Linked DNA regions of Homo sapiens: regions 2, 3, 4 and 5 are each linked to region 1. Evidence: chromatin loops called from intact Hi-C (ENCODE). Cell type or tissue: gastrocnemius medialis. All regions are shown on one strand. Links, peaks and the distances in the headings refer to the core of each region. The heading gives the core; the rest is flanking DNA.

What was found. A loop is a pair of places that touch in the nucleus more often than their neighbours do. Peaks named below come from ENCODE experiments on the same cell type or tissue, not always from the same donor. Only the 100,000 strongest peaks of a DNase experiment are listed, where the experiment ranks them.
Region 2: a loop joins it to region 1, with 4 times the contacts of the local background. A loop is called at or near these places in 48 of 110 quality-filtered maps.
Region 3: it touches region 1 in a loop (2.8-fold over the local background); 16 of 110 quality-filtered maps call a loop at or near these places.
Region 4: it touches region 1 in a loop (2.9-fold over the local background); 55 of 110 quality-filtered maps call a loop at or near these places.
Region 5: a loop joins it to region 1, with 10 times the contacts of the local background. A loop is called at or near these places in 20 of 110 quality-filtered maps.

What each region holds. Positions count from the first base shown.
Region 1 is chr2:38,313,495-38,319,434 of GRCh38, forward strand. ATL2 (atlastin GTPase 2) reads right to left here. Exons shown (of 13, transcript NM_001135673.4): 3 at 5,391-5,525; 4 at 5,041-5,145; 5 at 1,790-1,840; 6 at 1,114-1,170. Among named protein-coding and RNA genes, the nearest start is that of ATL2, 61 kb to the right of the region's middle. In gastrocnemius medialis, for the core only: a CTCF peak has its summit at 2,426 (motif pointing right); no DNase peak of the experiment used is centred there; H3K27ac peaks cover 212 bases.
Region 2 is chr2:38,463,051-38,468,990 of GRCh38, forward strand. The region is part of intron 4 of LINC02613 (long intergenic non-protein coding RNA 2613); the gene reads right to left. Among named protein-coding and RNA genes, the nearest start is that of LINC01883, 35 kb to the left of the region's middle. In gastrocnemius medialis, for the core only: a CTCF peak has its summit at 2,909 (motif pointing left); a DNase peak (open chromatin) is centred at 2,888.
Region 3 is chr2:38,443,716-38,449,655 of GRCh38, forward strand. No RefSeq gene overlaps it. Among named protein-coding and RNA genes, the nearest start is that of LINC01883, 15 kb to the left of the region's middle. In gastrocnemius medialis, for the core only: a CTCF peak has its summit at 2,942; no DNase peak of the experiment used is centred there.
Region 4 is chr2:38,722,730-38,728,669 of GRCh38, forward strand. The region is part of intron 4 of GALM (galactose mutarotase); the gene reads left to right. The region is part of intron 1 of LOC124905993 (a long non-coding RNA gene); the gene reads right to left. Among named protein-coding and RNA genes, the nearest start is that of SRSF7, 26 kb to the right of the region's middle. RefSeq lists an enhancer at 345-394. In gastrocnemius medialis, for the core only: a CTCF peak has its summit at 3,446 (motif pointing left); a DNase peak (open chromatin) is centred at 702; H3K27ac peaks cover 1,417 bases.
Region 5 is chr2:38,533,492-38,539,431 of GRCh38, forward strand. No RefSeq gene overlaps it. Among named protein-coding and RNA genes, the nearest start is that of LINC02613, 21 kb to the left of the region's middle. RefSeq lists enhancers at 101-230, 2,472-3,082 and a silencer at 2,666-2,725. In gastrocnemius medialis, for the core only: a CTCF peak has its summit at 2,774 (motif pointing right); DNase peaks (open chromatin) are centred at 1,845 and 2,790; H3K4me3 peaks cover 864 bases.

The sequences.
Region 1 (5,940 bases), core at 434-5,433:
TAATACAGGACTTTAAAAATGAAAAATGGGTGTATCAGGACACACGGATCATAATTTTAAATCATGGTTGTGTAACTACAAGACCAACTAATTCTAGATGGCTATCTAGACTGATTATAGATCTGGGGTCAATAAGGACATTTTCACTCACAGAGGATGTTTTTACTCATATAGGGTTAGATTTCTCAAATGCTGACATTTTGGGTCAGCACTGCTGACATTTTGGGTCAGTTAATTCTTAGTTGTGTGTGGCTGTCCTGTGTATTGTAGAACGTTGAACCATATTTCTGGCCTCTATATGCTAGATACCAAGAGGCACTAAGCTCTCCCACAAAACTGTGACAACCAAAAATGTCTCCAGACATTAGCAAATGTCCCCTTGGGTGGCAAAATGATCCCAGTTCAGAAAAAACTGATATAGGCCAAATAGGGTATATTTCACCTATATATCCAAAAACGAAGGCATCATCTGCTCAACTACTTAATAAAAGTGACCATACTAGCCAGACAAGAGTGAGGCAGAATCAATGTAAACCCATTAAGATTAACAATCAGTAGCAATGCTGTCATACCGGAAAGGCTTCACACACTTAGGAGCAAACATGGTAGAGTCATGCTCTCCTACTGTAACTGCAGCTCACCAAACAGTATTAATGGCAACTTACAAATTACACTTGCTTCAAAAAATAAACTATCTGGAACTTTTCTATATGAAACCAAAATAAAGAGTAACAGAACTAATTTCAACTTGTAGTAAACCACAAAAAAGAAACCTGTAACATTCTGTAGTTACCACGTATAAAAAAAAAATGGCATGACTGTCATATATTTCCTATTGTCTTAAGTTTAGAATAACATCTGTTAAGAGAAACATTACTCCCCTTAATCTAAGTGAAAGCATTAAGAATTAGCCTAGATTCATTTATTCTATTTATCCTGTTCGCCTACTGATAAGTATGCTGATGATACTACCAAAGGTTAGTTTCGATTGCACTGAATCTGTTGCTAGCAATGAGTCTATTGTAATATCCTGGTGTCTCCAAAATTACAAACTGAGGTGGCTTCACAACTTCTCATAGGCTAATCTTTAAAATGTTAGAATAACTTTTTTACCTGAAATGGTTTCTGGTAGATTTCTTCCATCGCAAGTCTTCCATACTCTGTAAATAACTATTAAATAGAGTTAGTTAAAATAATGCCTCTAAAGAGATTGAAAGAAGACATGTGTAAACCTGTTCCACACCAAAGCTCCAGGTACCAGAACCTTTAAAATCATTTCAAAGCCAAACATTTAATTTTCTAACACACTAGGTATGTACAAAATTTCTTCCAGTTAAGAAGTCATACACCAGTTTAAACCCATATAACATTCAATCGTGTTACCAGTATTATAGGCTTCCAAGTGTAAATTCATAATAAAGTGAGAATTAAATTTCAATAGTTGGCACATTTTCTTTAAGAAATATGTGCTCGCAGACGGGCGCAGCGGCTCACGCCGGGTAATCCCAGCACTTTGGGAGGCCGAGGCGGGCGGATCACCCAAGGTTAGAAGTTCAAGACCAGCCTGACCAACATGGTGAAACTTCATCTCCACTAAAAATACAAAATTAGCCAGGCATGGTGGCACATGCCTGTAATGCCAGCTACTTGGGAGGCTGAGGCAGGAGAATCCCTTGAACTTGGGAGGGGGAGGTTGCAGTGAACCAAGATTGTGCCACCGTACTCTAGTCTGGGGAACAAGAGCGAAACTCCATCTCAAAAAATAAAAATTAAAAAAAGAAATACGTACTTGCAAATGTTGAAGATCATCTTCTTGAATATTCTGAGACAGATTATATACCTGTTGAAACAAAATTTATTTTGTTTTTTATTAGTGTTTTGTTCTGAATACCCAGCTTCTGTATAACTTTACTTGTGGAAAAAAGGTTATTTTGTATCTCAGCGCAAAGGAATCATTTAACTACTATCTTGACAACTGACATGTGAAAAGGATTTTCTCTTTTTTCCTAACAATAGTCAAGATAGAATATTAAGGAAGAAGCAGTGGTGGTAAAATATGCAAAAAGCATGAATATATGTATACTCATGGCCTAAAAGTGGTAGAAGAACAAGTGTGGTATCTAGTAGGTTTCTTGTACTCCTTCTCTAAGCTCTTTAATGTTAAGATACGATCATTTTTTAAAGAGTGTAGGTTATTTCCACCATCATTTTTCTAAATTAGTGAATATAAGGGGCAACAGTTTACAAAGATAAATTCTTCCCTGGTACAATCAGAGTATACAGTTACTCAGGGGTACCTCCACTACTACTGACTCTAGTGTGGTTCTCTTTTTACTCACACTCCTCAGTTTACTTACTCATCAGTTTTCACTTACACTCAACATGACAATTTTACTGGCCTGTGGAAGCTAATAAAAGTAACAGTAGGTGGCACTCTTGCCCTTTCCAGAATTTTTTGGAGGAGACTAGAGTTGATAAAGGAGGGTCTAAGTATCCTCAGGAAACGGGGATTTTCATCCATTAATTCTAAGACAGATCTTTAGACAGTAATCTACACTGCCACAGGAGAAAAGTGGCCATCAACAAATATCACCTCTGCTAAGAAATAACTTACATCTTAGGAACCAGGGTGACTCCGAAGAGAGAACAATCTGTTCTAGGAGCAAATAAGTGATACTCTGGCTAAACCACTTGGAGGTCAAGAATATAGTCAATTTAGGCCAGCAAACCTAAAATGATATTCTTAGCTACTAATTCCAAACAAGGATTTAAAAAGTAATTGATGACTGAGGTGATTAAACTTTAGATTTTAACATAAACCCTGACACCATGACCAACCTATGTGGGCCTCTGCTTTTAGAAAATAGGTCTGGATCCTTTCATTGTCAGGGCCAGGTTGCAAACAGCAAACAGAGAAAGAGATTTATTTAACTTAGATCATTAGTACTTAGCATACTGTCTTGTATGTAACAGGTGCTCAGTATGTATTTGTTGAAGGAATAAATGACAAGAAGATCAAATTATCATTTATCTATCAGCCAGATATCTTACATAAGGAAAGAAAACTACCCCCCCCACCCAAAGGCAAGGAAGAAAATAATCATAATCTTAATCTTCTTGGTTATTTATACTTTACAAAGCACTTTCATATGCATTATCTCATTTAGCTCTCATTTCTGACTGCACACAACAACCACATCCAAGATAGGCAAGATGAGTAAAACTCATTTTACAGACAACAAAGTGGCTGCACAGCTTTAAGTGGCTGTCTAAAACCAGGTCTCTTACTATCAAAAAGTTGAATAAATAAACAAAAAAAGACTAAGGGATAAGTTTTAGGACAGAGAACTCGAGAACTCCCTCTAGAGCCAGCTAACCTGAGGGGCTTCTGCTTGCTTCAAGGGAATCACAGCTGTGCCATCTTGCAAGATCAGAGAAAAAAAGAGACTTAGAGGGTCCCCACCAGCGTCACTTAGTGGGTAATGACAAATATCCCAACCCTATAATAAACTGAAGCCAAGCTGAAGAGTATTCTTCTTTTAGCTCAGGTTAACAGCCAACCTTCTTTCCACTCTGATGGCTAGGTACTTCAAACTGAGGAAGGAGGAAAATGGGAGCTTAGAGAGACGAGTCATATGTTCCAGACATTACTGGAAAGCATAAAAAAATCCAAGACACTGTGACAGCATCACCTATGATCTACCATTGATAAGAACAATTTCTTATCTTGGGAGGATCACATACCCATTTTAAAAAAATATTTGCAAATATACTTCTTGATACACCATCACCAGCTGGGCCTAACCGCCATACTTCAATAATTCATTTTTCAGAGATGTATCAGCCACAGATGATCTCAGAAAAGAAAAAGTAAAGAAACACCAAATGACATGTGGTAGTTTAATTCAGTCCAATCCATCTAAATTATACAGAAAAGAAATGGCCTAGCCTGAAGAAACTAGAACCGGATAGAACACCAAACACAATTTGAATATAAGTGAAAAAGAGAAGGGATTTTATCCCTTCCTAAATGAAGGTGCTAAAAATCCTCAGTTTATTATTACATAAGCCTTGTCTGGGTTTCCTAAATTAAACATTAAGTAATTACTCTGCTTTTATCTCCTTTAGTTCAAATAACTGAGTACCACTTGTCATAGATACAGAATAAAAAACTAGACTTCTAAGCTTAATTACCTGGGTTTTTTGTTTGTTTTAGCCAAAAAAACAAAAATATACTCTCCATATTACTGTGTCTGGTAGCCATCTATCTGATTTCAATTACAGATAACATGTGATATCTTTTCCTTTAAAAAAAAAAGTATGTATTCCATAATGAAAAACTAAAGAGACTGGTTGTTGGTTTATTGCATCCTTTGTAACTATCCAAAGTACAAAATTTCACATCATAAGCCAGAAAACCATGCATGGAAATGTAAATAACCAATAAGAAATGTAAATAGCTCTCAAGAAATGTAAATAGCTTCCTTTTTTTTCCCTTCAATCAAAAGGCATTTTGCCAGCACAAGGTGGCATATGCTGACAGTCCCAGCTACTCAGGAGGCTGAGGCAGGAGGATCACTTCAGCCCAAAAGCTAGAGTGTGCATGATCACACCCATGAATAGCCACTGCACTCCAACCTGGGCAACATAGTGAGAATCCATCTCAAAAAAAATTAAAAAGGCATTTTCAAGAGGGGCAAATGCCAGGCTCAGTGGCTCACGCCTGTAATCCCAGCACTTGGGGAGGCCGAGGTGGGCGGGTCACCTGAGGTCAGGAGTTCGAGACCAGCCTGCCCAACGTGGTGAAACCCGTCTCTACTAAAAATACAAAAAAATTAGCTGGGCATGGTGGCGGGGGCCTGTAATCTCAGCTACTCGGGTTAGGAGAATGAACCCAGGAGGCAGAGGTTGCAGTGAGCCGAGATCACGCCACTGTACTCCAGCCTGGGCAACAAGAGTGAAACTCTGTCTCAAAAAAGAAAAAAAAAAGGGGCCAAATGATTACGTGAACTGATCGCACCACTTAATCTTGTGTCTCACCTGGACAGAGCTAGTCATAGTGCTCAGAGCAAACACCGTTGCACAGTCTTTGATAGTTGACTGGCTATCAAAGGCACCCTGGGTATCCATAAGCAGCACAGCAACCTAGGAATTTGAGAGTTTAAAATATTTAGTAAAACAGTTGCCAAAAATGACTATAAAAAAAATCAAATGATAAATTTGAAAAGCAGTAATTAAATCAAGAAAAGTACTTATATCTCATACATTTGACATAATAATCCGTATGTTAAAGTTATCAAACATTAATAGTTCTGTGTTGTTTTGATTTTTAATACTGGAAAATAGCCCAAGAAAGAATACAGGGTAGAAAAGTATAAACAGAATTTTACTTTAGTTCCATTAGGTCTGTCAATCACAAATACTTCATTCCAAACTTGTATGCCTGTTGTTTCTCTTTCACAGCCACCTCGCCATGTAAAGCCTGTCAATGGTTCATTGTTTCCACCAATCCAACTTTGAGAATCCTGTTAAAGTCAAGGATAAATGTAAAATACAACACAATTAAGAAATAAAAGAAACCAAAAAATCACCCATTCTTTATTTTACAGATGGGGAAGCTAAACCCGGAAAGACAAAAAAAACACTGTGTAACAAACAAGTAGTTACAAAGCAGTCCTTAAATCCCATGTGGGGTTCTTTTTCTTATAGAGACGTGGTCTCCTCCAAACTCGAATCTTCTCAAATCAGCTCACACTACTACTCTCTAGGCTTCTAAATAAGTGGGGTTATACTCACTTTCCCCCTTTTCTGAAAGATATCCTGGCTGGGCATGACAGCTCATGCCTGTAATCCCAGCACTTTGGGAGGCTGAAGTGGGCATATCACTTGAGGCCAGGAATTTGAGACCAGCCTGGCCAACGTGGCAAAACGCCATCTTTA
Region 2 (5,940 bases), core at 367-5,366, 150 kb after region 1:
TGTTGAAAGGTGATACCACAAGAGTCTACCTCACTGGTTGATTTATTGCTCAAAAGCAGTTCTCAATCCCCAATTCTTTTTTTTTTTTTTTTTTTTTTTTGAGACGGAGTCTGGCTCTGTTGCCCAGGCTGGAGTGCAGTGGCGTGATCTCAGCTTACTCCAACCTCCGCCTCATGGGTTCAAGCAATTCTCCTGCCTCAGCCTCCCAAGTACCTGGGATTACAGGTGCACACCCCCACGCCTGGCTAAATTTTGTATTTTTAGTAGAGACGGGATTTCACCATGTTGGCCAGGCTGGTCTCGAACTCCTGACCTCAAGAGATTCACCTGCCTCGGCCTCCCAAAGTGCTGGGATTACAGGCATGAGTCACCACGCCCGGCCCCCAATTCTGTGAAATTCCATATGACAATATTTTTTTCTGGGAAGGCCAAAGCTGTGATTTGGTAGAAGGAGTGGAGGACTCGCAGCTGGAAGAGCTGCCAACCACTTCACTTTCCAAAGTATTGCAAACCATGAAAGTGTGAGTTCTAACTCCACATTTCAGAGAGCTGATTAACCTCCTGAGCTGTGGTCTCCTTGTATGTAAAGTGCAGTTCACACCTCCAACAAATATCTGCTGAGCACCTACTGTATGTCGGACATTGTGCTAGGCACTAGCAACACAACTATGAGCCCTTCCTGACCCTCAGGGATTGGTAAACTACGGCCAGGGACTGTCTCTGCACCCAACAAGTTAAAAATGTTTTTCATATTTTTGGATTTGTGAAAAAAATCAAAAAGAATGTTTTGTAATTTGTGAAAATGTATATAAAATTCCAGTGTCAGAGTCCATAAATCATCTGTTATTTGAATACAGTCACATTCGTTAGTCTATGCATTGTCAATGGCTGCTTCCAGACCACAGTGGCAGAGCTGAGCAGTTGTAACAGAGACCATATGGCCCCCAAGGCCAAAAGTACTTACTATCTGGCTCTTTACAGAAAAAAAAATTTTTAAAATTGGCTGACCCTTGGACCAAAGGAAAAAAAACAAGGTAATTGCAGATTCAGAAAAGTTCTATGACATTTAAAAGGTAGGGACCGGGTGCGGTGGTTCATGCCTGTAATCCTAGCACTTTGGGAGGCCGGGATGGGCGGATCACTTAAGGCCAGGAGTTCGAGACCAGCCCGGACAACATGGTGAAACTCCGTCTCTACTAAAAATATAAAAATTAGCCAGGCATGGTGGCACGTGCCTGTAGTCCCAGCTACTTGGGAGGCTGAGACAGGTGAATCGCTTGGACCCGGGAAGTGGAGGCTGCAGTGAGCTGAGATTGCACCACTGCACTTCAGCCTGGGCAACAGAGTGAGACTCCGTTTCAAAAGACAAAAAAGAAAAGAAAAGAAATTTAAAAGGTTGGGGGGCGGGTGGAATTTTTCAAGGCTGTTATGAAGGTGGCAATTAAAGCGCCTAGAGAGGACACTCTGTTAACTTCCACAACTGGAGTATTTGCAGGTCCTACTGGCCCAACCTGGTACCAACCAGTTGAAAATAATGGGTGTGTCCAGAACGTCACTGGTTCCTGACCTCCGATCCCACTCAAGTCCTGCGGATGCTCTGCGCTGCGCTCTCAGGCTGCCCTCTGGGGATACACCTGTGTGCACGCCAAGGGTGCTGCTTCCACTACACCAGTGGTGTAGGTGCCAACATGGAGTTACACCTCTGCTGCCCTCACACTCACAGAGATGCTTTGCTGCACAGCGGGGTGAGGACAATGACCCTCTCCTCCACTCAGTATCCCTGAAGTTACTTTGGAACCTAAGCAGATAGCTGTGGCCTCTGTCTCCCTGACGCCCTGCGGAAATGGCTCCTTTAGTCCTTCCCTGCTGCCACCTGCCACTGGACTGGAAGACAAGGTCAGGGATTGGCACTGCATTTTTTCTATGCAAAATTCTTCCCCCGCTTCCTCTCTTCCTATGTTGTCTTCCCCCTCTCCTTCTCCCATGTAAATGCCCCATGTAAATAGATGCCTGTATGGACTAACGAAGCAGTGTCCTCTGGCTGTGTAATCTGCTGTATAATTCATATGATATGACATTATCAGCATTTCCTAATCTCCCTCTTAGTTGGCCACCCAGCCCCTTATCTTTATCCTACCCCAACTCCCTCACCCAGAGATACACAGTCCAGTATTTGTTGATTTGAATTGACGGAACTTGGGGCCCGGCAGTTCAGGCAGTCAGTCCCAGTCTCCTTGGCCCCTTCGAGTCATCAGACGGGACCCAGGCAGATCTGTGAGTGCATCAGTCCTGGACCAGTCTCTAGGTGCTCAGCGTGCTGCGGGAGATCTGGGTGTCTGGGGAGGGACCACACAGCAGGATCAGAACCTTGAAGGAGGCTCCTGCCCCTGGTGGCCTGCAGGGCATGCTGGCCTGCCCTGAGCTTCTGCTTGTGGCCCCGACATCCTGCCACTTCTTGCCTGTCTCTCTGCATAGGCTCTGACTGGGGTATCATGCTGTGAAGGGTCCACCAGGCCCTGTGCCACCAACTAGGCCTTCTCACAACCATTACTTAAGCTTACCTGAACTTCACATGCCCCCTGGACCTTGCACCTGTGTGTCCAGGCTGGGTCAGCACCTTGCATTGTTCTCTCCTCACCCCTGCTTGAGCTTCCTACCCCTAACTTAAAAAAAAAAAAATCTTCAGCTACCTTCTTTAGCCCAGAAACTCTCCTCAGCTTGCATGAGAGAGGGGTTAGGCACAGAACAACCCTGTTGTTCTGATGGGTTAACTTCAGTCTTTCCCAGGCCAGCTTCCTCCCCTTACTCTGAGGGGCCTGTGCCACCAAGGTCCCAGCGTGGCTCAAGGCTCAAGCTCACTTAACCACCATAGCAGCTGGTATCACCGCTTGGCTCCCTCTACTGGAGCAGAACAAAAGTTAGGGAGACAGGTGGAAGGGGCAACTATTAACACACATTGCACTATCTCTCGGTGGGCTCAGAAACTGGGGTAGGCCCAAACTAATGGGACAAGGCATCCAGTTACCATTAGGTGGAAAGACAGGCGGTGGCAGTGGGAGGATGACAGGCCAGTCCAGCGCCCTTCAGCAGGGCAATGTCTATATTCTTCATTTATATACCATTTGTTCTTTTTTTGTTTTGTTTTGTTTTTGTTTGTTGTTTGTTTGTTTGTTTGTTTTTGAGACCAAGTCTCACTCTGTTGCCCAGGCTGGAGTGCAGTGGTGCGATCTCAGCTCACTGCAACCTCCACCTCCCAGGTTCAAGTGATTCTCCTGCCTCAGTCTCCTGAGTAGCTGGGATTACAGGCGCCCACCACCACGCCTGGCTAATTTTTGTATTTTTAGTAGAGACGGAGTTTCACCATGTTGGTCAGGCTGGCCTCGAACTCCTGGCCTCGTGATCCGCCCACCTCGGCCTCCCAAAATGCTGGGATTACAGGTGTGAGCCACCGCACCTGGCCATCTCTGTTCTTTTAAGGAGGCAAGAAAGTAAGAACAAAGGGACAGAAGAAAATGTACACACAGGACTGCCAAGCAATCCTTCTCTGCTTCTCCTTCCAAGCATGTGATGTGTCCAACTCCCTCATCTCTCTGTCCCTGCTAACCAGGATAGGATTATTTTAAGTAGGTGAAAAATGTCTTTGACCATGTAAGGCCTCCTGAAACTCTAAAACCTGTTTTGTAAGAGTCTGTGCTCATTTTAATTTAATTAGCAAACTTGGAATTGCTCACACTGCTTTCTGATTCTGCAAGATTCATGAAAATGTATGCAAAATGTTATGGGGAATTGGTAAACTATGGTACTCTGTGTCTGTACAGCAATGCCCTTAAAAAGCAAGCTATCTGAGGCTGGTGATCAGGCAAGCTTCAGAACAATTCTCCCACTGGGTGGGAAGTTGGATGGGTGGCTTCCAAGGTTGCTTCTAACTCCAAGATGTTACGACACTAAGGTTAATGGACACTGAAATGCAGGCCAAGAAAAACCATCTAACGTGAGGGGTTAAAAAAAGACTTGACAATGTTTTTTACCCAGAACACGGTGAGCTGAAACATTTCCAGCTAGGGCTGTCAACAAAGAATGTGTTTGCAAAACATTCAGAAATTAAAGTAAACTTCAGCAGGCAAATGATAAACCTTCCCTAAAAAGGTAATCACATGGTGAGTGACCAGATTTTGGATGTGGTCCAAAATGCTTTCACATTTTTAACTCCAAATGGGCTGGGGCACTTGCTTTGAGGGTCAAAAACATGAGAAGTTAGGATAATTGCCTCCTACTCAGCAGGCAGCCGTGGGAAAGCTGTGAGAAATAAAGTACCTGGTGGCGACTCCGAAAAGCCAGCCAACCCCTGAGGATTGTGGTGCAGGAAGAAAGGGGCATAGAGTGGGCACACAGCGGTCCCAGAGCCATAGGAAAAGGAGGTCCCGGGGATACCAGGGCACCCCTCAGTCCAGCTGCCGATGCCCTGGCCAGGGGGCAGTGTGGGTTGCTTTGCCATCCTCCTTTCTCCCGGATGCTATTCCAGCCAGTACAGCACCACATCTGGAAAAGTCCTCATTCCATTGAGGCTCAGACTCTTCAACCACATCAAACTCTACCTTTTATTGGGGTGTGGAGGAGCTTTGGTTTTGGCTATATCTGCTTTACAATTTTTTTTCATTGTGAAATAGATCATATTACAAAAGAATGTGCATAACGTATATGTCCAGCTTAAAGAATAATAATAAAAACCAGATACACATATCCACACCACCCAGCTTAAGGAATTGAACATTGCCAATACCATGAAGCTCACTCCATGCCCACCCTTCCCAATTGTCTTGCTCTCCCTTCCCAAACCCTGGGGCAAGCCACTGACCTGACACAGGTGTTACTCATTCCCTGGCTTTCCTTTATAGTTTTAATCCATTTGTTGTGGATCCCTAACCAATATACTGCTTAGTGGTGCCTTTTGTGAATTTCATGTGACAAAGCCATGCTAATTGTAACCTTCTTAACATGCTGTCTTTGCTCAACAGTATTTTTGAAATTTGTTCATGTTGATGAGTGTAGCTGTAGTTTATTTGGTTTCTTTGCTATATGGGATTTCATTATGCCAAAATTTCTTCGTTATTCTGTTACTTATGAATATCTGGGTTGTTTCCTTTTTTAGCTATTATAGACAATGCTACTATGCACATTCTTGTACACATCTCCCATAGAGTATGTGCAAGAATTCCCCTCGGGCACAGCTACTCACAGTGTAGCTGGCAGACTCACTGCTGGTGCCCAAACTTTTATTGTTTTACAACAAGGTCAGGAGCTTGAGCCAGGATGTAAAGCAGCTACATCATTCAATTCACCATTTAGTTCAACTGCTACTTTTTTTCATAGCAGGACTTCCTTTCAAAGGAGCAATTGGGCCGGGCCCGGTAGCTCACGCCTAAAATCCCAGCACTTTGGGAGGCCGAGGTGGGCTGATTACTTGAGTTCAGGAGTTCAAGATCAGCCTGGACAACATGGTGAAACCCCATCTCTACTAAAAATACAAAAATCAGCCAGGCATGGTGGTACGTGCCTGTAATACCAACTCCTCAGGAGGCTGAGGCAGGAAGACCACTTGAGCCAGGAGCCAAAGGTTGGTCACCAGTGAGCCGAGATCAACCACTGCACTCCAGCCTGGAGAACAGAGAAATACCCTGTCTCAAAAAATAAAAAATAAAAAAGTGCAACTGATTTCATTCCGGAAGAAGCTCCTCAATTCCTCCTACTTCTGCTGCTTGGCAGGGCCCTTGGTGTCCTCTACCTTTTCTCTTCACCTTCATCTGCCAATCTCTGGGCACCCTCTCCCTCATCAGTGAAGACTTTGGTCTCTCACTCAGCCTCTCAGTTTTGCTCAATAAAAATGTGCTGCATGAGCGAGCTGAGATCGCGCCACTGCACTCCAGCCTGGGTGACAGAGTG
Region 3 (5,940 bases), core at 393-5,392, 130 kb after region 1:
CCCCAGGTGTCATGGGAGAGACCCAGTGGGAGGTAATTTAATCATGGGGGCAGTTACCCTCATGCTGTTCTCCTAATAGTGAGTGAGTTCTCACAAGGTCTGATGATTTTATAAGGGGCTTTTATAAGTGCCCTTTTGCTCGGCACTTCTCCTTGCTGCCTACATGTGAAGAAAGACGTGTTTGCCTCCCCTTGCACCATGATTGTAAGTTTCCTGAGCCCTCCCTAGCCCTGTGGAACTATGAGTCAATTAAACCTCTTTCCTTTATAAATTACTCAGTCTCAGGTATGTCTTTATTAGCAGCATGAGGACGAACTAATACAGGGCCTTAGCAATCTTCTAGTTCAGAACTCCCAATTTACAGTTGAGAAAATGAGGCCAGAGAAATAACTGACTTGCCTAAGATAGTGAAATAAATCCAGAGCAGTGTTCAGAATTCAGGTCTTCTGATTCTCAAATCCTTTCACTTTGTATCCCCAGTAGATTTCAACCTTGGCTTCACATTATAAATTCCTAGAGAGCTTTCATAAAAACAAAACAAAACAAAAAAATACTCAGCCCCAGTATTGGTGGTCTGGGGTACTTTATAGCTCCCCAGGTGATTGTCACTGAGAACCCCTGTATGCTGGCCTAGCCTGACTCAGTGGTCTGTTCCATTTCGCACCATAATGAGCCAAGCCTTGTGCTAAGGACTGGAGCTGTGAAAATGAATCAACTTGCTTCTGAAGCTGCTCAGCATGTGGCAGAGGAGCATGCTGTGAAGAGCTCATTCCAACAGCAGCGTGATGAGTAACACTATCAACATAAATAAGTAATAGCAGTGATTAAGTCTGTATGGGAAGGTTGAGGGAGGTGGCATTTGAATCCACATTTAAAGGATGAATGGAAGTTTGTTGAGAGGACAGGATGCAGAAGCATTTTCCAGAGAGAGGGAATAGCATGGACAAAGACCTGAAGGCATGAACAACACAGCGTGTTTGTAGTTTAGTTTATCTAAAGCAAGGTGCAAGGTAGGAGCCGTGGAATCAGAGCTATGGAGGTAGGTAAGGGCTGGGTCACACAGGGCCTGATAGTAGAAGCCATTCTAAGGGTTGGGGATTATCCTGAAATGATTGTAAGCACTGAGATATGCTATGCAGAAAAATGATAAAGTAAAACTTGTAACGGGAAAAGAACCCTAATGGTGGTGTCGAAATGAATCGGAAGGGGAAGAAGCCAGAAACAGGAGGAGCAGTTGAGAGAGGAGGTGAAGAGATGATGAGGGTCTGAATGAGCTGGCAATGTGGACTGACAGCAGAGGACAAATTAGCTGTGTCCCTAAGTCACTGCATTTATTTATTTATTTATTTTTAATTTTTATTTATTTTTTTTTTTGAGACAGAATGTCATTCTATCACCCAGGCTGGAGTACAGTGGCGTGATCTCGGCTCACTGCAACCTCCACCTCCCAAGTTCAAGTGATTCTCCTGTCTCAGCCTCCTGAATAGCTAAGATTACAGGCATGCACCACCATGCCCAGCTAATTTTTGTATTTTTAGTAGAGATGGGGTTTCACCATGTTGGCCAGGCTGGTCTCAAACTCCTGACCTCAGGTGATCTGCCTGCCTCGGCCTCCCAAAGTGCTGGGATTACAGGCATGAGCCACTGTGCCCAGCCAGCCATTGCATTTAGAGAGTAGAATTGATAGGAGACAGACGGTAGATTAGCCGAAGGGTAGAAAGGTCTAACTCCAACCTAAGTTCTCCCTATTCTCCTTCATATACTCTGGACTGAAAAACTCACTCTCCTCTTCCTTCAAAAATCTAGTTGTTGTTGCTTTTTTTTTTTTTTTTTTTTTTTTTTTTTTTTTTTTTAGAGACAAGGTTTCATTCTATCACCCACGCTGGAGTGCAATGGCACAATCATGGCTCACTGCAGCCTCAAACTCCTGGGCTCAAGCGATCCTCCCACCTCAGCCTCCTGAGTAGCTAGAACTACAGGTGTGAGCCACCATGCCTGGCTAATTTTTTTTATTTTTTTGTAGAGATAGGGTCTTGCAATGTTGTCCAGGCTCTACTCAGCCTCCCAAAGTGCTGAGATTACAGGCACAAGCCACTGCACCAAGCAAAAATCTAGTTTTTTAATGAAGGAAGGAGTAAAGTTCAGCAAGTCCATGCTCCATGTCCTGAACAGTAGGAGGCATGTTGCCTCCCGAGAATAGTCTTCTTTCTCATCTGCATGGTAAATTACCATTCCTCCAAAACTCTGTTCAAAGTCAGCTGCTCTGGGAAGATGTCCTTGGCCCCTAGAGCCATGGGATGGGTGCCCACAGCACCTCTATATTCCTATAAGTATTAAGAGAATTGTCCCATGGCATCAGTAGTTATGACTTTACACATGCACCCTTTTCCCCAACCCATTGCTGACACACAAACTCTTTTAAGACAGGGGCACTGTTTTTTTTTTATTGTCTCCTGTCCTAACACAATGCATAGAAAAAATACTTGATAAAACCTCACTGAATGAATGAATGTCAAAGGCTGAATTCATGAATTCTAGGGACGTGTTCTACAATAGTAATGATGATGATGCTTCTAGGACACTGCAATCTCTCCCTCATAAGTGAGCACCTCGGATTTAACTGTCCAGCATCATTTGGAGCACAGGGCGGAGGATTATACCGAGGAACCACACCCATGTCATTTGAATTGTCCACAAGACCACTATAAGGACTTTCCAGGACCATCACAAGGCTGCAAACCGCATTTGAAGTGCTGCTTCTGGGGCATTCTTTCCAAAGAGCCTTTTAGCAGGGCAGGGAGTGAAAGGTGAGGACAAGCCTAGGAAATACATAATCCAAGGCTAGGGAGATAGAAGCTTAATATTTACTGCCGTGCCTGGGAAAAGTGAGGCTTGTCGTTGTCATCTGGGCAATTCTCCCTCGGACTAGCTCCTCTCTGTGGCCTCCTGGGGTAACTAATGTCTTCCAGCAGCACTTCTTGCTCCAGGAATCTGGAATCTTAGCTGAGTGCTATGAAGACGGTTCTGATTAATTGATACACTTAAGGTATGCACTATCGGTTGCTATCCTAATCCTCCCAGGAGATTACCTTTTCAAAGCGCTGGAAGATTAACGAGAATTTCAGATGCCGTAGCAATTTGAAGGGAAAAAATTGTGGCCTCCACAGTGCCAGCTTGCCTGCCATGAGGGAGACATATTTGAGAGTCCTTCAGCTCCCTGTGGGCTGTACATCCAAGCAAGAAAGTCCAGATCTTGCATCTGAGTTGGCAACTGAAGGAAGAGACCTTGAATCAGCACAGCAGTCAGAATTCTGCTTGAGGGCAGCTTTGCTGAAACTAAAAGGAACAACTTTATCTAGAACAGTCTCTCTGCACATTCGCTTTCCCCTGTGGCAGTTGCGATGTTAGATTAAGTCTATGTATATGTAGGGCAGAAGCGAAGTGCAGGAGGGGGTGGAGAGAATGATGGGAAAGAAAAGGCTCCTTCTAAACACACATGTATGTCAGCATTACCAGGTGCTCTGCTGAAACCGGTAGGATGAACACCTTCCGAACAGGCTGCATTCCTCCCGAGGAAACTGAAGAGTGTAACCTCACAGTGAAATTCCCCCCAAGTCTTTGGCTCTGCAGGAAGCTTCTGGCTATTTTTCAGGAGATGCGTTTGCTGCAGGAGGAGGTATGGAGGTTGGGCAAGGCAGGCCTGGTAGGGCTGGCCCAGGCTGTCTCTCTCAGACAAGTCTAGACTCAGGACTGTCATGCTACCTGGAAATGAGTTCTGGTAGGAATGTCCAGGCAGAAAAGCTGCTCTTCTTGGGAAAGTTGTCAGCTTTAAATTACCTAGAGAAATTCTGGGGTGGAGGCTCAGCTTGGCACCCTTAAGGTAGTTGCAAATAAGGGGTGAAAGAAACGCTGAGGACAAGTTTAAAACAAGTTAGTCAAAATGAAAAACACGACATCTGCATCTAGAGTTTCTGTAGCACCTATTGATCAGATGGGTCAATGTGTTCTTTCAGGGTAATGCTTGGAAGCCTTCACAGGCTTTTTCTCCATCAGGTTGCTTGACTTGATTCCATTATTATTACTATTATTTTATTATTTTTAATTTTTTTTCCTTTTGAGACGCAGTCTCGCTCTGTCACCCAGGCTGGAGTGCAGTGGCGTGATCTCGACTCACCACAACCTCTGCCTCCCAGGCTTAAGCGATTCTCCTGCCTCAGCCTCCCGAGTAGCTGGGATTACAGGCATGTGCCACCACGTCTGGCTAATTTTGTATTTTCAGTAGAGACCGAGTTTCTCCATGTTGGTCAGTCTGGTCTCGAGCTCCCGATCTCAGGTGATCCACCCACCTCGGCCTCCCAAAGTGCTGGGATTACAGGTGTGAGCCACCGTGCCCGGCCTGATTCTATTTTTTAAGGCTAGATTCTTATTGCCCTAGACCTTAAGTCTGACTGCCAGCATTACTGGACCGGGGCCTCACTATTGACCATTTGAGTTTTCAGTAAAAACATCCCTGTGTCCCCAGATTATATTTTTTCCTACTCTGATTTTAGAAGGAGCTTCTTGCCTCTGTCTCTCCAGATTTAGCTATAGAATTTTCCTACCTCAACATGAAGTCCTCCCAGACTCTAACCCCAGAACATTCAGCATCATCTAAAGCCTCCAAAAGAGACCATCCCCAAAATAGGGTTCTGGGTGGATCCAAGGTTTTATTTAGCAGCTCCTCTTTTTTCCAGGTCACTACCTACCAAACAGAAAGGCCATTTTTCCAAATGGCCTTGAAGCTTTCCCTAAATGTCTCCTTCTGGATTGGTTTGGCAAACATTATCTAAGTATCCGTCATATGCCAGCCACTTTGCTAGACATTGGGAATACAAAGACAGTAAGACTAGAGAGAGGAAATAGCAAGCTCGAAGGTTCTTTTCTCTGCTAGGAGTGGAGGACTAACCATAAAGTCTGACAGCTCTTAAAGATAGCTTCAACTGAATGGTCTCAGATGGTTTTACATCCCAGATTTTTCTGGGGCTCACTTGCTACCGTCACGGCAATTAGTCTTCTGAGTGTTGCCCCACTGACAACTAAGCCAAGCTCTACTGCAGTTTTTCTCCTGGCACAAATACATATCTTTGATCCTGGAGGAAAGGTGTCAAAGAAGAGGAAGCAGGTGGTGGGGAAGGCCAAGCCACCCCATGCATTCTGCCTGTAATTTGGCAGTGCCGCCATCTGTTGGTTTTTTCATATGTCCAAAGCCTGCAACTGCAGTCTTCATGTCCTTCCCTTTCCCTGCAGAAATGGGTCAGGAATATACAACTACGCTAAAACCAGTCTGAGAGTCTTGACCCACTTTTGAGAGTTTCCAGACCAGTGCAGCTGAAGCTATCCTGCAGCTGTGCCCTTAAGAGAATGATGCAGGCAGCCGGGTTCGTCTTTCTCTGAGCTGCCATGGGGAAGGTGTGGTCTTTGTTTCTGAACATGTTTCTTTATTGCCAGAGTCTGAAGACTTGGAGGAATTATTGCAAAACAGCTCACCTTCCCTCTTCCCTGGGAACACAGGTTGAAGGAAACATCAAAGTCTTAAAGAGCCATTACATTCAGAGCAAGAGTAATCAATGGGCATTTTCATTCCCTTCCTTTACAGTTGGTACCAGTCTTCAGTTCTCAGCCTGTAGGCCCCTGACATGGGGCACTACTCTGTACAGTTCCAGAAACCAACAACAGCCATTTAGCAGGAGTGTTGAAACTGCAGATTGTTCTCCACTGTTCTTCACTGTGGCTGTGTTTGGAACTACCAAATACTAATCCTCAGAACTTGGTCTTGGACCTGGTTATAAATCTCATTCCTGCAACTCTGAACAGTGTGATCTTGGGAGAGTTACTTAATTTTTCTGAGTCTCAGTTTTTCTTATCTATAAAATGAAGTTAGTAATAGTATGGACTTCATAT
Region 4 (5,940 bases), core at 666-5,665, 410 kb after region 1:
CAGATAAACCAAGGCTAGAAAAACTGCATGTTCATTTTCTAAATTCTTAGTGAGAAAAATCAAGAGCAACTGTCGGGGTTGGGGGCGTAAGGGGCTGTGACCAAGTCGGACACTCCAGAGGGAGGTGGAAAGTGCCTGAGTGGAGATTCTGACACTATGCAGATGTGTCACCTCGGGCAAGTCCCTTCAGTTGCCGGGGGCTCAAACTCACCATCTGCAAAGTAAGGGGACGGGATGAGGGAATTCCTAAGCCCCTTTCTAGATCTTTCATTCTTCGTCACCAGATGCTACAATATACACAGTTGCCTCTGGGTTTTTTTCTGCCTCTCCTGCCTTCATTCATCAGTTTTTCAATCAACGAAAGGCTCTGCTTCATGCCCAGAGGGTACAGAGATAAATAGGGCACAATTCTTGCCCTTTAGGACCTCACTTTCCTTATAGACACATCACTTGATATATGTGAAAGTTGGTTATACAAACTGGGTCATTGTCATACCCAACTAACTCAGAGTTGAGAGGCCGGGGGAAAAGAGCAGTTAGGGTACATAGCACCTGCTCCAAGAATTGATTTTTCTGCAAAGCTGAAACAGCCTGCTATAACCCTGAGACCAGTTTCACCCTAGTAATCGCTAAAATGACCTGCTGTGACTCTAACACTAGTTTCACCTGCTGCTGTCACTCACGAGTCAGAGCCTGCCAGCTCCCAGAAGTTTCTTTAGTGCCAATGAGCGTTCTTTCAGAACAGTATGTAACATTTCTCTTTCTAATAAAACTCCCGGCCAGGTGCAGCAACTCACGCCTGTAATCGTAGCACTTTGGGAAGCTGAGGCAGGAGGATCACTTGAAGCCAGGAGTTCAAGACCACCCTGGGCAACATAGTGAGACCTCATCTCTACAAAAAAATTTAAAAATTATAGCTGGTGTGGTGATGTACTGCAGTAGTCACAGCTACTCGGGAGGCTGAGGCAGGAGAATCCCTTGAGCCCAGGAGTTTGAGGCTGCAGTAAGCTATGATCAAACCACTGCACTCCAGCCTGGGTGAGAGAGCAAGACACTGACTCAAAAAAACAAACAAAAAAAAAAGCAAAAACAAAAAATATGTATATCTAATAAAACTCCCAACCTTCTCTTTGTTTTCCAGACATGCTGAGGACCACCTAGGCTGTGTGTGCACTCTGAATTGCAATTCTGTGATTCTCTCTTTTTTTGAGACTCAGTCTCACTATGTTGCCCAGGCTGGAGTGCAGTGGCACAATCTCAGCTCACTGCAAGCTCCACCTCCTGGTTCAAGCAATTCTTCTGCCTCAGCCTCCAGAGTAGCTGGGACTACAGGCACACACCACCATGCCCAGCTAATTTTTGTATTTTTAGTAAAGACAGGGTTTCACCATGTTGGCCAGACTGGTCTTGAACTCCTGGCCTCAAGTGATCTGTCCATCTCGGCCTCCCAAAGTGCTGGGATTACAGACATGAGCCACCATGCCTGGCCAATTCTGTGATTCTCAAATAAAACATTGAGAGATTCATCTCTATATTTTATTTGACTTTGACAAATCCTGTAATTATGTCATAATATGATGAACGTTTTGAGAAAAGTCTATTCTAAGTATAATGAGAACAAAGAAAAAAAAGATTGGTCCTGGCTATAGAGGTTAGAATATTTCACAAGAAGAAATTATGTTAGAGAATATTCTTGAACGATCAATTGGACTTTGCCAGACTGTGGTGGGCATAGGGGACCCAGAAGGAACATTCATTCTAGTTATGAGAAAGGGCCCAGAGACATGGCGAATCTGGGGGACAAATTCCACATTTTCCATATACTTGATCATTAAGCACATGACCAAGTGTGTCAGTGCATGAGGATGGACAAGATAGATTGGAGCCTTCACTGTTTTTTTCTTCTCATTTACCAAAAATTTCATCATTTTAGAATTGTCCCAGTTTTCTAATTTTAAGTCAGGGCTTCTTTGTCATGCTTAAAGTCTTACCCTCTGTGCCCTCTGCTCTGTGTTCTATATGGTAGCCTGAAATTTGGCCCTGTTATATATATTTATTTATGCCAGACTCCTGAAGGTGTTCAAGCATACCATTTATCAAATATTTCCATGTAATGTGGCAGCTAATAACAGCTTCGTTTTACAGAGGGAAGAGCTGAAGCAAACACTGATTTGTAGATTGCTTGGTAACAGGAAAGAGACCTGATGTATGCCCTCTGTCTTTCCTTCACAAAAATTTTGTAGCTTTCTTTGTTTCTTCAAGCCTTCTACCTGTAGTTATACTTTAAGGGAGATAATTATAAGCAATTTTGATTGACCTGAGTCGATCACACTAGGACTGTCATAAGGGTTAGATTTTGAGTTGACTGTGGCTTTAAGGAAGAATTAAATATTGTAACACCATTTAAAGTTATAGAAGAAAGCATAAGTTACCACTCAGAATATAGGTTGGTAAGACTAAAATCTTCCTGAGCCCATGAGAATACCTGCTTTTTTTTCCAAGTCTAATTGTTTCATGAAGAATTGCTGAGCATGGTGGCTCATGCTTGTAAACCCAGTACTTTGGGAGGCTGAGGCAGGAGGATTGCTTGAGCCCAGGAGTTTGAAACCAGCCTGCGCAACAAAGTGAGACCCCCATCTCTTCAAATAATTTAAAAATTAGCCAGGGGTGCTGGTACATGCCTGGGGTCCCAGCTACTCAGGAAGCTGAGACAGGAGGATTACCTGAGCCTGGCAGGTCGAGGCTGCATTGAGCTGTGATCATGCCACTGCACTACAGCCTGGGTAACAGAACGAGACCCTCGCTCTTAAACACACACATACACACACACACACACGTATATATATAATTGGGCATACACCTGTAGTCCTAGCTACTCAGGAGGCTGAGGCAGGAGGATCACTTGAGCATAGCAGGACCCTGTCTTTAAAAAAGAAAAAGAAGAATTATTGTTGCCTTTTTCTTTTCATTTCTTTTCTTTTTTTTGTTTTGTTTTGTTTTGTTTTTTTGAGACAGAGTCTCACTCTGTCTGGAGTGCAGTGGTGAAATCTTGGCTCACCACAACCTCCATCTCCCGGGTTCAAGCGATTCTTGTGCCTCAGTCTACTGAGTAGCTGATATTACAGGTATGCGCCACCACGCCTGGCTAATTTTTGTATTTTTAGTAGAGACGGGGTTTCGCCATGTTGCCCAGGCTGGTCTCAAACTCCTGACCTCAAGTGATCCGCCCACCTCAGCCTCCCAAACCTCTGGGATTACAGGCATGAGCCACCATGCAAGTCTGGGAGGTAGTATATCATGTAAACATTGCAGGACAAAAGCATACCCAAGTGGGTCACACTGCTATCTAGGATTTGGCCTTTGGCTTTCAAGATCCAAAAAGTTCAACTATGAATTCTGCCAGAACTGATCAGGGTTTAGAGGATGTAAAGCAACCTCTTTCTATTGTGTCTCTAGCACCATCTACTGGGAAACAAAAGTGCCTTTATTTTTTTTTTTTTATTTTTTTTTTTTTTGAGACGGAGTCTCGCTCTGTCGCCCAGGCTGGAGTGCAGTGGCGGGATCTCGGCTCACTGCAAGCTCCGCCTCCCGGGTTCACGCCATTCTCCTGCCTCAGCCTCCCAAGTAGCTGGGACTACAGGCGCCCGCCACTACGCCCGGCTAATTTTTTGTATTTTTAGTAGAGACGGGTTTTCACCGTTTTAGCCGGGATGGTCTCGATCTCCTGACCTCGTGATCCGCCCGCCTCGGCCTGCCAACGTGCTGGGATTACAGGCATGAGCCACCCCGCCTGGCCAAGTCTCTCACATTTAATCCCAACACAATGCTGTATACAAACCAAGTGACTCAGAATAAGAATGCAAAAGTAAACCAGACAAATGCAAGCCGAAGTAGTCTCGGCCGGGCTCAGTGGCTCCTGCCTATAATCCCAGCACTTTGGGAGGCCGAGATGGGCAGATCACCTGAGACCAGCTTGGCCAAAACGGTGAAAGCCCATCTCTACTAAAAATACAACAATTAGCTGGGTGTGGTGGCAGGCACCTGTAATCCCAGCTACTTGGGAGGCTGAGGCAGAAGAATCGCTTGAACCTGGGAGGCCAAGGTTGTGGTGAGCCGAGATCACGCCACTGCACTCCAGCCTGGGCAACAAGAGCAAAACTCTGTCTTAAAAAAAAATTGGTTGCATGTGCAAATATTCCCTATTTAAAAATTTGGCCAGATCACACCTGTAATCCCAGCACTTTGGGAGGCCAAGGTGGGTGGGTCACTTGAGGTCAGAAGTTTGAGACCAGCCTGGCCAACATGTTGAAACCCCGTCTCTACAAAAAATACAAAAATTGGCTGGGCATGGTGGTGTGCCCCTGTAATCCCATCTGTTTGGGAGGCTGAGGCGGGAGAATCACTTGAACCCAGGAGGCAGAGATTGCAGTGAGCCAAGGTTGAGCCACTGCACTCCAGCTTGGGCGACAGAGTGAGACTCCGTCTCAAGAAAAAAAAAAAAAAAAAGAGCAAGGAATCCTTTGTGCACTTCCCAGATTCTCTCGGTTAAACAGTGGACACCCACACACCAGGATGGTATCGCCTGGACCTCAGTGTCTCACTTGAGTGCTTCGTACCTAGGCATCCTGAGGCTGTATGTGAACTCAGAACTCCAGTCTTCAGGCACTAGGAAGACTACATTTCTGAACAGCAGTTCTGAGTTTAAGAAAAGAAATGGGGCCGGGTGCAGTGGTTCACGCCTGTAATCCCAGCCCTTTGGGAGGCCAAGGCAGGTGGTTCACGAGGTCAGGAGTTCGAGACCACTCTGGCCAATATGGTGAAACCCCGTCTCTACTAAAAATACAAAAATTAGCTGGGCATGATGGTGCGTGCCTGTAGTCCCAGCTCCTCGGGAGGCTGAGGCAGGAGAATCACTTGAACCAGGAGGCAGAGGTTGCAGTGAGCCTAGACTGGCCATTGCACTCCAGCCCAGGCAACAGAGGGAGACTACGTCTCAAAAAAAAAAAAAAAAGAAAAAGGAAAAATAAATGAAATGTCCTCTTTTACTCAGATAGATTTGTGTGTTCTCTCAGCATTTAGGAACCCACAAAAGCAGAACCAAATGTTTTAAATGACTGGCAATTGGTTCTTCTTTTACTTTTTAAATTATTTTAATGGTAAGGTACAAGTTCCTGCTTTTTCTTAGCCTCCTAAGATTTCAGCCCTACTTTGCATGCTACTTCTCTCCCCTGATTACAGTGGAAGCCAAGTTCCTAAAATTGCCATTTGACCACATGAAAGGGAAAAATAATTATCACCCTAAAAGAGTATGTTAACCTCCTAACATTTGCATTTACCTTTAAAATATATGAGACAGCTCTGGGACTATAAGAAAACTTTTTAGGCCAGGAGTGGTGGCTCACACCTGTAATCCCAGCACTTTGGGAGGCCAAGGCAGGTGGACCACCTGAGGTCAGGAGTTGGAGACTAGCCTGGCCAACATGGTGAAACCCCATCTCTACTAAAAATACAAAAATTAGCTGGGCGTGGTGGTGTGTGCCTGTAATCCCAGCTACTTGGGAGGCTGAGGTGGGAGAATCACTTGAACCTGGGAGGCAGAGGTGGCAGTGAGCTGAGATTGTGCCATTGCACTCCAGCCTGGGCGACGAGCAAAACTCTGTCTCAAAAAAAAAAAACTTTTTTTTTGGCTGGGTGCAGTGGCTCACGCCTATAATACTAGCACTTTGGGAGGCCGAGGTGGGCAGATCACCTGTCAGGAGTTCACGACCAGCCTGGCCAACATGGTGAAACCCCGTCTCTACTAAAAATACAAAAGCATGGTGGTGTGCACCTGTAATCCCAGCTACTCATGAGGCTGAGACAGAAGAATCACTTGAACCCAGGAGGCGGAGGTTGCACTGAGCTGAGATCGCGCCACTGCGCTCCAGCCTGGGTGACAGA
Region 5 (5,940 bases), core at 397-5,396, 220 kb after region 1:
GCTGAGAGTACTGAAGTTCACTGATGCTGGCCAGGAGCTGTTTGGAATGACTGCCAATCTTGAAAGTAGAGTCCGTGTATCTCAAGACATAAAATTAGCAAAATTCTTCTGCAGCCAATCCCATTTTCTTGCAGTCTTCATGCAGAAGCACCAGCTTCTCTGAGCATTTGAATCACTCCACACAGCTCCTTCTATCCTGAATGACACTGCCCAAAATACACTGAAGGCCTGTCCAGCACCCTGAAAATTCCACGGCTACACAACATGAGGAAGCCGAGTCAGGGGAACAGGGGGCTTCAGGTTAGCTGTGGCCACTCACGTGCTCTGTGATTTTGGACAAGTCAGTCTCTGAACCTCAAATTCATCAGAAATGCAGGGGTGATACTAGCTGCCCTAGCATAGGATTAAATGAGGGAGGTAATGTGCATGAATACGTTGAAAAGTGTCAGCCGGGCGTGGTGACTCATGCCTGTAATCCCAGCACTTTAGAAGGCTGAGGCCAGTGGATCGCTTAAGACCAAGAATTAGAGACCAGCCTGGCCAACATGGTGAAACCCCATCTCTACTAAAAGCACAAAAATTAACCAGGCATGGTGCTGCGTGCCTGTAGTCCCAGCTACTTGGGAGGTCGAGGCTTGAGGATTGTTTGAGCCCAGGAGGTGGAGGTTGTAGTGAGCCAAGATCACAACACTGCACTCCTGCACTCCTGGGTGACAGAGTGAGACTCTGTCTCAACAACAACAGCAACAACAATAAAGTAGTGACATTGATGTGTATCTTACATGATGAATGCAGTTTCCACTCCTCTCAAGACCCCAGAGTATAGTGCATAGGGAAGCAGAAAGCATTTGTGTTCCCAGGGGGGAGGCTGGCTGTGCAGGGAGGACATGATCAATAACACTGCCAGCTTAAAATAAGCATCAGTGTCACCAAAACGCTGCTTCCAAACCAACCCCTGATGTTCTAGGTCCACCATTCCTCTGTCCCACCTCCCTGCTTTACCTCTTTTTTTTTCTTTTGTTTTTTTTAGACGAAGTCTCACTCTGTCACCTAGGCTGGAGTGCAGTGGTGTGATATTGGCTCACTGCAACCTCCGCCTCCCGAATTCAAGCAATTCTCCTGCCTCAGCCTCCCGAGTAGCTGGGATTACAGACGCCTGCCACCATGCCCGGCTAGTTTTTGTATTTTTAGTAGAGACAGGGTTTCACCAGGTTGACCAGGCTGGTCTTGAACTGCTGGTCTCAACTGATCCGCCCACCTCGGCTTCCCAAAGTGCTGGGATTACAGGCATGAGCCACTGTGCCCGGCCTTTCCTCTGATTTCTATGGCACCTATCACCATGGTATGCAGGTACTCACATCAAATCTGTTTTTAAGTTCAAAACAGAGCCATATGTGGGAAGACGCATTTCTCTTCTGAAGCCTTATCTCTGAAGCTGAGCTTGGAGTGAAGTGACAGGCGGAACCGACTCCTTGGAGGATGGAATCTTGAGGTTTTATGTGGGAGCAGAAGAGAAGCAAGCACCAAATATCTATCAAATGCCCACAGAGGGAAACACTGTAGTAGCTGCCTAGAGATTCAGTCCTGCTCAAGTTTCCCTGCTCAGATCTCAGGCGCAATTTTGAGAAATGTTCTTCTTCCTCAGTGGATGACCTCACCCTTTATGGGGAGGCGTGCCCATACGCACAATAACACAGTACTCATAAAGTCCAAGAGAGGCCGGTCCAGGCCTTGGCCAGGGAAGCATCCATGGACTTGGGCGTTCGTTGCAGAATGTTCAGACAGGTCTGGATGAGGGGTGAGGCCCTGCCTTGGAGGGGCTGCCCTCCCTCTGTGGCACGGAAGCCCTGCTGCCTGTGACAGGAGGCGACTGCACCTCACCCGCGGCCTGTATGCTGCAGGACCCAGCGAAGAGCTTCCTTAGCTTGCAGCTGTGCAGACACTAGGAAAGGGAGCACCTACCAGGGAGATTTGCCTTCTTGGTCCGGTAGCAAATGCAGTCCCGCCGGCCCACCTGGTACAGGTAGGACGTTCCGCAGGCCTTCCAGATCTCCTTGGCAGGTTTATGGGCGAGAGAAAGCGGTTCCCAGCCTCCTGCCCTGATGCGGCTGCACCTTCTGGACCACCGTGAACACTCTGCCCCCTGCCAGGCCCCCAAAATACTCTTCTGTCTCTACAGTTGTGCCACCTTTCCCCAGCACCAGGGAGCAGCTCGGCAGGACCAGGCTCTGGGGGTCAGCACATGCGTTCTTCACAAGCGTAAGAGGGCTGTCGTGAGGGAAAAAAAAATGGCATTATATGACGTCATTCCAGCTTTCATACCCTTTCTGGAAATAAGTGATGATATAAAGAAATAGACATAGATTATGTACACACATACATGAAGGGTAAGTACTTGGAAATGTTAAAGAGTTCGTTTTAAAAGTCCTTAGGCAGCACCCCTTTCTCAAGTTAATTCCCACTTGATCAAAGGTGGAGCTGCGGGCTCCGAGGAGGCGCGGTCAGGGTGGCAGGCCTGGGCTGCGCGGACCGCGAGCGAGCCTCCTGGGTCTCCCTCCTTAGCGGAGAAGATCCTCCAGGCTAAGGTCCAAGGCCCATCTCCCTTGGGGTTGTGGCCGCCCACCTCCTCCCCGCCACCCTGGGCTTTGGCTTTGTCCTCAACCACGCCCCGGGAGTGCGCGGAGCGGTCGCAGTTCTGTTAGCCAGGGTTGCGTTCCCACCGCGAAGGCCCGGGCGCGCGCTGCTGTGGATCGAGTCTGGGGCTCCGGCCACCAGGTGGCGCCACACGGCTACCTGCGCGCCGCTCTGAGGCGGTCGGATCGCCGCGGTGCAAAGGACCCAAGACCGGGGGTAACCGGTCACCCGAGCCGACCCACCGCCCGCACTGCCGAGGCTCAGGCGCCCCAGTTCGGTGCCAAGAGGCACGCCCCGGGGCCAACCTGGACAGGTAGCTTCAGCAAAATTGCCGGACAGTTAAAAAAAAAAAAGTTTCCACCCCACCCCCCACTCCCAAATCAATTCAAAAATAAAAATTAAACTGTGGGCTGGGCGCGTCTGAAACCCCGTCTCTACAAAAAATACAAAAATTAGCCGGGCTTGGTGGCGTGCACCTGTAATCCCAGCTACTCAAGAGGCCGAGGCAGGAGAATCGCTTGAACCTGGGAGCGGAGGTTGCAGTGAGCCGAGATCACACCGCTCCACTCCGGCCTGGGCAACAGAGCAAGACTCCGTCTCAAAAAAAAAAAAAAAAAAAAAAAAAGTTAAACTGTGGTGGGGAAAGTTGTTGGCGACAATACAGACCCGCATGGATACAGGCAGCGGGGAGCATGAGTTCTGGAGCCAAAATTGCTGAGTTCAAATCCTGTTTAATGACCTTGGGTGCGTTATTTAACCCCGTATATAACCCCATTACCTCATCTGCACATGCAAATAATTTACTTAGAACTCACGTCATGAATTGTTGACAGGAATTAAATGAGTTGATACACCATATATATTTATACGTGTGTGTTTTACATATTTAATGTAAGTGCATATAAATGTATGTATGCATATAATCATATGCATGTATAATATACAAAATTATGTACATATATAACATATATGCCTAGTACATAGTAAGCACCAGTGTTAGCTATATTTTATGCATTTATATATTTATTCGTTATGCAAGTTCTATGAATTATTAATTTTTAAAAACATTTTCACTCAAAAGAAAGACACTATTGGGGTTTAACCTTTTTTTTTTTTTTTAATTTATTTTTGAGATGGAGTATCTCTCTTTCCCCCGGGCTGGAGGACAGTGGCATGATCTCGGCTCACTGCAAACTCCGTGTTCTGGTTTCAAGCAATTCTCCTGCCTCAGCCTTCCAACTAGCTGGGATTACAGGCGCCCGCCACCATGCCCAGCTAATTTCTGTATTTTTAGTAGAGATGGGGTTTCACCGCGTTGGCCAGGCCGGTCTTGAACTCCTGACCTTGTGATCCACCCGCCTAGGCCACTCAAAGTGCTGGGATTACAGGTGTGAGCCACAGCACCCGGCCTTTTTTTTTTGAGATGGAGTTTCACTCTTGTTGCCGAGGCTGCAGTCTCCCGGGTTCAAGCGATTCTCCTGCCTCAGCCTCCCGAGTGGCTGGGATTACAGGTGCCTGCCACCATGCCCAGCTAATTTTTTGTATTTTTAGTAGAGACAGGGTTTCACTATGTTGGCCAGGCTGGTCTTGAACTCCAGACCTCAGATGATCCACCTGCCTCAGCCTGCCAAAGTGCTGGGATTACAGGCGTTAGCCACCGCTCCCGGCCTGTTAACTTTTTATATGGAAATTTTCAAACATTTACAAAAGTTGAGAAAACAGTATAATAAACCCACATGGGCACATCACGCAGTTTCAATAATTAACACATTGTCAATTCCGTTTTATCTATACCCCAGGACCCCTCTTCCACTCAGCTAGGCTATGTTAAAGCAAATCTGAGATTACCTATAATTTCATTTGTAAATACTTGACGATTATGAAGTATTTTTTAAAGCTCAATGTTTGATACTTCCTTCATGCACAATGTTATATTCTTCAGTCCATAGATTTCCCATGACACTGGAAATCTTTTCCAAACCAGCATTTGACACAGAAGTTGGAACTGTATATTGAATCAGTTATGAAAAATTTGGAGCAGTGATTTATTTGCCTGAAAAGCATTTCCCCTTCTGAAGAAATATGTTCTCCCTGAGGAAGGGAACATTACGCTCAGCCACTGGTTCTCTTCTAGTGAGAATCTACGGGGTGTTCTTTTATCTGCAGTGACACATCCCAGGTTGAATGATCACTCCAGGGAAGGAGATTCTTGTAATTAGTCAGATTCCTGCACTCAGAGGAGGATCTATCCATTTTAAGAAGGAAATCACTTCTCCAGACACTTGAAGGCTCTAGGATATATGGCCAATACTGCAGGTGAACCACTGTCTACTCAAAGTGTCTTTACACCAGTGCCAAGTCCCATGCATACTAAAAATTTAAGCACATTTATTTCCTCAAGGAATGTTGTTAACATGTTAAATTATTTACTTAAGATACTAATACACACACATCCCTGCCTAATAATACATTAAGAGGCCTTTGAGACAGGAGAAAGACAGAAACCAGGGAAATAGTTGTTCTTATTCAACTGTATGATTTTTGGGGGGGTTTTGAGACAGAGTCTCACTCTATTGCCCAGGCTGGAGTGCAGTGGCACGATCTCAGCTCACTGCAACCTCCACCCCCCGGGTTCAAGCGATTCTCCTGCCTCAGCCTCCTGAGTAGCTGGGACTACAGGTGCACGCTACCATGCCCAGCTAATTTTTGTATTTTTAGTAGAGGCGGGGTTTCACCATTTTGGCCAGGATGGTCTCGATCTCTTGACCTCATGATCCACCCGCCTCGACCTCCCAAAGTGCTGGGATTACAGGTGTGAGCCACCGCACCTGGCCTTCCATGTTTTTACTGTTGCCTTCCCCCTTCTTGATGTTGCTGGTGTTAAGGTTTCCACATTTGATGTACCCCATCTCCATACCTCCCCATGGTCCTGTGTAAACCCCAAGTCTTCTAAAAAAGCCCCGTCTTTCCCTTCACTGAATTTCTGCCTCTACCACACAATTAGCACTAATGTACGTGGACATGCCCCCTAGAGGCTGAGCTTGCGTGAAGGGACCCAGGCACTTCTGGAGAGATGGGACCAGCCTAGAGGAGCTGACATGCATGAGGAGCCCAAGCAGCTCCAATTTTGTAACCACCCATTAAAGTGTGACAGGTGAGGGGGATGAAAGGCATTGCCCCTTCCTGAAGAACTAGGACACTGAGGGGACTTTGGGAGTCTAGGGAACATGATGCCATTTTGTACTCTGGCAGAGCCCCAAGCACAAACCGCACCCCCTTCAGGGGGGTTACGTGCCTGAGTGTCAT